3 separate regions of the Mus musculus genome follow, and regions 1 and 3 are each linked to region 2. A link is a loop called in an ENCODE intact Hi-C map of the cell type or tissue named here. Cell type or tissue: left cerebral cortex. All regions are shown on one strand.

Region 1 (2,500 bases), 200 kb before region 2:
TCTTCCCAGAATCTTCTTTGATTTGCCGCTCTTCCAATTCTGAGAGGCATTGGCTCAATACTACCAGTCACCCCCTTTCCTACCTCCTTCAGCGCCCAGACGTCAAGATGTGTTTTTCTTAAACCCTTCTGATGCCTTGTGGACTGTTAGTTAGACCGTTGTCTTTTCTTTCCCCAGTTTCTTTGTCTTTAAACTTCAATTTTATTTCCAGTGTACCTCTTACTTAGTCCATAAATTGCTTTGACTGTCTATTTTCTGCCGGATCTTGCTTATAAAATTTTTTGTACAAGCTATATCAACAGTGAAGTCCCAGGAATCATTTTAGATATATCTGTGCACAGGGTAGAGGTTGGAGGAGGGGGGTTACTCTTCTCGCATCTACAGTCGGTATTGTGACCCAAGGCAACATGACATAGAGACATGTGGGAGACACTGTGCAGTCTATCTTCTTGCCACCAAAAGAATGGGAAACTGGAGGCAGGAAGCAGGAGAGAGAAATTTTGCCTGAAATGACGGAGAAACCCACACAGTTTCAGAATCCTCATCACCCTACACTATCAAGTAACCCCGATCTAAGGTCAAACAGGAAAACAAGTTACAATAATAATATTAATAATAATAATAAAATAGAATCAGACTATTGCCAAATTGAAAGTTGCAAGTTACCTAGATGACTCATGGTTTTGGTTGCTGTGTAAATTCTAATCATCCTGGCCTTTTGAGCAGAGTAGGGGATTTTATTTATTTTTGAATAGCAGGAAGGAAAGCAGCAGAATAAAGAAAAACACAAGAAGAAAGAAATCTAGTTATGGGCTTTCCGGGACATCTTTCCTGGGTAGGGCAGGTTTGTGATCCTCAGTTTATAGATTTACTTTTTTTTTCCCCCTAAGCAGGCTGGGCCACAGCTAAGCTAAATGGCTTTGACAATTCAAGCGGAGGGTTTAGCCCTAATTCTCCACCCCACTCCCTCCATATAAGGCCAATGCTGAAATTCAAAAAAAAAGGAAAAAATAAAACAGAAGCCAGCTCCAGCTCCACCAGAAGGACAATTTGGGGTATATGAAGGAGCAGTTTGTATTTCTGCTGAGTTCAGAAAAGATTCATTTAGATGCGGCTATGAAATTGAGTAGGTAGCCAGGAACTTAGTGAAATTGCTGGCCTGAGGGCAGAGCATGCTCCGGGCAGCGCCTGCCCTTCACGTAGCGCATGCGCAGTCTGGGCCGAGGCCGGCGGCTCGTGCGGTGCTTCACTGCCACCTACAGGAACTGTGGCCGCCGAGCCAGCGTCCTGGGTCAGGCCAGCCACCCTCTAACAACTTGCTGTGTGTGCTTTCTTACTGGAAGACTGTAGTTAATTTTTCATCAAGAGTAATTACTGTGTGAAAAGTCCAGGTCACTGTTTAATTAACTCCAACGATAAATGAACTGGATAACCTTAAGGGCTTCGTTTCCTTGCTGCAGGAAATTTGCTTTTAACTCCCCCCACCCTCAAGGTTCCTTTTTTAAAAATGAATTAATAAATGCCTAAATCATTAAATCATGCACTATACTATTATTTGCTTTCCATGCACAATTATACAAAAGAGAACGGTTGTCTGACAGCAGAAAGTTTTCCCTAAGTTATTCCCTCCCCCACCCCACCCCCCACAAGGACACTCAGAACTGCATAAATAGAATTCCCTTAACTTGAAGCACGTGTGTGTATCTCGCGGTTGAAATATGATTAGAGGTCCCTATCTCCACAGAAAAGGTTATTACAAGGTATTTTGCATAGAGCTGATTCCCAAGTGATGTCCCCCAAGCAGGAGACATTTAAAGAAGACGATCTTACAAAAGTGTTCTCTGTGTGTTTTCACACTGTTTCTCCGTTAGATGTAGCAGGATACATTTTTGGGTGGGGCTAAGATATCCAGTGAGCCCTGAGAAGTTCAGTACCGAGCCATTTGGTAACCCCCGTGGTGTTTTGGTGGCCGACTTAGCCACTATAGCAAGCCTGAACACGGAGTTTACTAGATCAGACACAACAGTATACGAAACCATTTCCCAACCTCTCCTTTTCTTTCTCTCTGCACAAACAAATCCTTCAAAGACAGTGATTCTAAAACATTTCAAAGGATTCAGAGGGCACAGAAAAGTCGAGCCTGCTTTTCTGGGCTTTCCAGTTCATCAGCCACAGCAGTAATGCTGACTTATTGAAAATCATATGAAAATCGGAGAGATAATTAGAGCTCGTTTCTACTTGGAGCAACAGCCTGAAATTTCCATTGAAAATTTACAAATTAGAGAAAAATTCGGATTTGGTATTATCTCATGCTGGAGAGCCTTACTCATACTCGGGGGGTGAGAGGACAGGGCTGTGCTCTGTGGCTTTGTTGCTGGTGTTTTCTACCAGAATGTTTCCCCCTCCCCTTTGTTTCATCTTTCTCATTTCTTAATTTATTTCCCCTTCTTCTACTGTGTGCTTCCATGAAAGGAACTCTAAATCCTCTTTAGGATGAAGT
Region 2 (2,500 bases):
TCACCTGATGTTTGTTGTTTATCTCACTACCTCCTCTGGGCGAACCTGCTTATCCTACTGAAAAGGGAATGCACTAGGCTAGGCTAGTCTCTCAAAGGAAGGTCAGTGCCTAGATCCGGAGAGCTTGCACTTAGAAGGACACTGAGTTTCACTGAAAATAAGCATGATGGGAAAGGCTCAGGCAAAGTGCTTCCAGCAGACATTCAGAGCTTAGGAGTCCTCTCAAGTATGAGGGGTAAAGAAAAGCCTGATCAAGGTGTGTATCATGGTTTGAGTCTGAAGTTTTGCCAGCAGCCCGCTCCTTCAACCTCACACAGTCAGTCCACCTTTGGGGCCTTTGCTCCCTCCTCCATATCATTCCCCAATCCAGTCTTTACCTGGCTGTTTTCTTTCCATCGTCAAAATCTTCAAACGCCAGTTCGTCACAGAGGCTTTCCCTAATAATACGCTCTAGAACAACCCCATCCCACATGCCAGCCATGGGCTACGATGGTGTCTCAGTCTCTGAGGGAAAGCAGAGAATCGTGCCTCTCCCATCGTGCTGGAAGGTGAGCTCCTTGACAACACAGATGCCTTCCTACAGACCAGGGCACACCCACGACCTGCGCTTTAACCGCTCACTCCTCAATCAAACGCACCTTCGAGGCAGAGGCATGGCGATCACGTGACCCGATACTGCTGCTATTATTTTACTCTAACCACATGCTGTACCATCATCAGGATCCTTATTCTAATGGTCTCCAAATTAATTTAATTGGGATTATGAAAGTCACATGCAAGTTAGTGTTAGAACAGGGCTAGAATTCCAGTTTTGCCAACTTAAAACCCCACTTTGAATATTAAAATGCAGAAACACTGGACTTAAGGAGAGATGACCTACATAAGAGACAGCCCCGAGGAAATATTTTTAAATCACTTCTGATGATTCTGGATTATGAAGAAAACGCTGGCTCCATCCTTTGAAGAGAAAAACTTAAGGAGCTTTCCAAACAAAAGAAAAATCCTAGTTACTTACTTATGGTTAAAACTGTGTCAAGGCAACCATTACTCTTCTCATTTTAGAAACAGAGACTGGTCTTTCAGGAAGTGTAACTAACAGAGAGAGTAAAGGTTCTAAACTCAGTGGAGTCCCTCTCCAGTCAGCCCTGCCTGCCTCTTGCTGCCCAGACCTTGGTGGTTTTCAGCAAAGTTGGAGAAATGGAGTTGTGTGCCTGAGCCCAGATGAGACCCAACTTACGCATAGTCTCAAAGACTTTTGCCCTGACTATAAGGTGACTGGTGGAGTTCTAGGTTGTAGCACCTGCCCCGGTACCTCCCCTAATCCTGCTAAATGTGAGGTCTGCGACAAATACCCAAGAAAATCGATTTTGAAATGCATTGAGAGGCCGCGGGAGTGGGGAAACGTCTGGGAATGTAGTCAAAATGCTATAGAAATAAGGATATGTCAGGAAGCAAAGGGCCCCAGGCTGTGAAATAGAAGATGATCTTGCAAGGTGATCGGGACAGCATTTTTCAAGGCTGCAAGTAGTAAAAAGGGGATGAGAGGAAAAGATGAGATTTTTCAAAGCAATATCATATTTAAGGTTTCTTGGTTCCCCGCGATATAAAGTTAAAGATCCAGGAGGAGAAATCAGGACTTTGATGGTCACATCGCTCCGGCACTTGGATGTTATACTCAGCATGCGTCTTCTTAATATTCGGAGACTATATTTCCTCTTTCTAATTCTTAATATTTGATCTTTTTTTTCCCAAACAAATACCTAGTCTACATTCCTGCTGAATTCACCAGGGGGAATTCTTTTCAAGATGCAACAATGTCTGAATTTTCTGGATCTCCTTCATTGACCTTAGAAAATGGTCCTTACATCTGCATATCTCATGTGCCATTAATTAACTTTGATACTTCATTATTAATGAACTTTTTCGGAAGCTGTATTTCTGTACTGCTGGGAAGCCACCTTCTGGGGGAAAAAAAAAGGAAGAAGGAAGGAAGGAAGAAAAAGGGCACTAGTCTGCAAGTGGAAACAGGTAGCCTGCCACCGTCACACCATGGAAAGAACGAGTTTAATTCTGTCTTAATGGCAGAATAAATGGAATAGGGATAATACTTCACACTAATAAATTAAATTTGGGTCATCGGTGTAAGATAGAAATGTTTCTGATAGTTACAGCCTGGGATGCAGAAGCTGGAAAAAGCTCAATTGCTCTGCGAAGTGTTCTTTGTATTTAAAAAAGGAGGCTATCATTTTAACATTTCCCTTAACTTTGCTAAAAATAATAACCATGACAGAATGCTTTTCTCCCCTTCTAACAGGGATGCCAAATTGGAAAAAAAAAAAAAAAAAAAACATAAATAAATAAATAAAAATTTTTTAACTACTGAAGAACCACAGTGACCCCTACTGGAAATAGGTGGAATTGGACCTGGTCTTAAGGTAAGAGAGTGTGCAAAAACATTTCTCTCCACAAAAAAGTGGGAAAAAAATGTTAACTCAAAAAA
Region 3 (2,500 bases), 800 kb before region 2:
CACTGAAATGCTGGGATGGTTTGTATGTGCTTGGCCCAGGGAGTGGCACTATTTGGAGGTGTGGCCCCATTGGAGTAGGTGTAACACTATGGGTGTGGGCTTTAATACCCTTGTCTTGGCTGACTGGAAGTCAGTATACTGCTAGCAGCCTTCAGATGAAGATGTCAAACTCTCAGCTCCTCCTGCACCATGCCTGCCTGGATGCTGCCTTGCTCCTGCCCTGATGATAGTGGACTGAACTTCTGAACCTGTAAACACCATCCCCAATTAAATGTTGTCCTTATAAGAATTACCTTGGTCATGGTGTCTGTTCACAGCAGTAAAACCCTAACTAAGACAAATGCTATCCATGGGAGCCAAGCTGAAGAAACTCTCTAAGTTTCTCATGGTTGATGGATGGATACAGTGAATATTAAAGTGGATTACTTACTATTCTGTCACTCACAATACAATGTGATCATTCAAAAATATAAATAAATAAATAAATAAGCACAGATGAAAAACCAGAGATTGTAATGTTAAATGAGATAAGCCAACAACAGAAAGCCAACTGCCTCGAGAGTTCATTCATAAATGGAATCTGTATGAGATATAGAAAATAAGGGTAAGGTGTTTGGAGCGAGTGGAAAGGGTGGGTTAAGAAATGTTGGCTAACAGGCAGTAATGTACAGTTATGGAGAAGGAAAATCTGGCCCGCCGCTGCCCAGTGGGGTCACTGGATGACAACAGCACTGTGTGTTTTAAAAAGCTCCAAGGAACGATCCTGTCTGTTCTCATGATAAGCAAATTATACGTGTGTGAGGAATTAGATGCGTCTGGATTTCGTATTATGTGATATGTGTACATACAACAGTGTAAGATGGTGCTCCGTCAACATGTACAATTGTATGTTGTAATGTATCCCCTAAGGAATTTTGGAAGTGGCCATTTAATTTATTTAATTCAGTAAAACATGATGCTGTTCTGGGACACGCAGCTCCGTGGCTAAGCACATCTTAGTTTGCAAAGGGCGATGGGATCCATCCTCCACCCATAAAAACGTACACGTAAGCCCAACTATATGTGCTATCTTGCATGATAGCAGATTGATTTAACTCAATAATAATTCGATTCGCCTACCTATAAGTAAACGTTAAGACACAGTCATTGCAAGTTGCAATGTTCGTGTGTGGTTTTTTTTTTTTTTTTTTTTTTTTTTGTACTGACCACTAGAGGGCAAGACAATCTAGCAGATTCGAGTAAGCCTAATTTTACCCTACAGAGGGCGGTACCCACCACGCTGGGCAAACGCGCCCACGTGCTCCACCAGGTCCCAGCCACTCACATCTGCCTTCTCCTTGAGGGTGATTGAAGAGCGGAAGAAAAGGCTACGGTCCTCTCAAGTAAACAATTTGTTGGCTGGCTCTTCTAAAGTTATTAGGGAAGTAGGTTCAGTTAAACAATTTTATTTTTCTAGATTTAAGTAGTTTAAGTCTGAAGTGAGAAGGAGGGAAGTCTCGAGTTTGAAGATAAATCTTCACAAAAGGGGAACCAGGAAACATGTGAAAATCATCTCCAATCAAAGGGACCCAGGGTTCCGCCTTGCCTGTTCTATAAACACACAGCATGGGTTTATCCTACAAGTCAAAGTCTTGAATTAGCAACATAAATAACCCTCCAGGGAAACAAAGGAAGGCTATGGGGGAGGGGCGGGCAGAGGGAAATCTCGAGTCTCAGACCCAGCATCTGGGACAAGGCCCAGCGTCCCTTCTGCTCAGCCTCAGTGGCCTGAACTGACAAGAGTGGGTGTCAAGTGCGGCTGCTCCTGACTTTCTCACACTGACTTAGCCCTGCCTCAACAGATGCAAAGCTCCTCTCTCTCCCTCTATAGGGGAGAATCTCTTCTACCCAAAGTTGGGATGGGAAGTGCGCATGCGCACAGCCACACAGGCGCCATTCTGTACAATCCTCTAACTTTAAAAGTGAGCCAAGTAAGAGATGATATTTCGCTGGCTCTTTAAAAATCTGTATTTTCTTTTCTTTTCTTTTCTTTTCTTTTCTTTTCTTTTCTTTTCTTTTCTTTTCTTTTTTCTTTTCTTTTCTTTCTCTCTCTCTCTCTCTCTCTCTCTCTCTCTCTCTCTCTCTCTCTCTCTCGCTCTCTCCCTCTCTCTCTCTCTCTCTCCCTAGCTCTCTCTCTCTCCCCCTTCCTTCCTTCCTTCCTTCCTTCCTTCCTTCCTTCCTTCCTTCCTTCCTTTCTTTCTCTCTCTCTTTTTTTCTTTTTGTTATTTGTATGCATCTCTACAACTAGTATTTTGAAGATAAATTTTTGACCCTTTCTTGAAAGAAATCAACAAACGGGGGGGAAAAATAAAAACTTCTGTTAAATTTTCTCTTTTAAGAAAGAAAACCAGGGCTGGACTAACAGGAGCGTGCTACGCTAATCTTTGGTGCCGTGGCACAAGGGAGTAAACTTGAGACTAGACAAGCAGAAATGTCTCTGACCCTTCTCTCATCAGCTGAG

What was found. A loop is a pair of places that touch in the nucleus more often than their neighbours do. Peaks named below come from ENCODE experiments on the same cell type or tissue, not always from the same donor. Only the 100,000 strongest peaks of a DNase experiment are listed, where the experiment ranks them.
Region 1: a loop joins it to region 2, with 2.7 times the contacts of the local background. A loop is called at or near these places in 7 of 42 quality-filtered maps.
Region 3: a loop joins it to region 2, with 4 times the contacts of the local background. A loop is called at or near these places in 13 of 42 quality-filtered maps.

What each region holds. Positions count from the first base shown.
Region 1 is chr10:126,329,529-126,332,028 of GRCm38, forward strand. No RefSeq gene overlaps it. Among named protein-coding and RNA genes, the nearest start is that of 1700025K04Rik, 41 kb to the right of the region's middle. In left cerebral cortex, a CTCF peak has its summit at 1,270 (motif pointing left); a DNase peak (open chromatin) is centred at 1,239; H3K4me3 peaks cover 527 bases.
Region 2 is chr10:126,529,184-126,531,683 of GRCm38, forward strand. No RefSeq gene overlaps it. Among named protein-coding and RNA genes, the nearest start is that of Gm40797, 130 kb to the right of the region's middle. In left cerebral cortex, a CTCF peak has its summit at 2,421 (motif pointing left); DNase peaks (open chromatin) are centred at 1,244 and 2,380.
Region 3 is chr10:125,724,228-125,726,727 of GRCm38, forward strand. No RefSeq gene overlaps it. Among named protein-coding and RNA genes, the nearest start is that of Gm36884, 19 kb to the right of the region's middle. In left cerebral cortex, a CTCF peak has its summit at 1,252 (motif pointing right); DNase peaks (open chromatin) are centred at 1,289 and 1,670.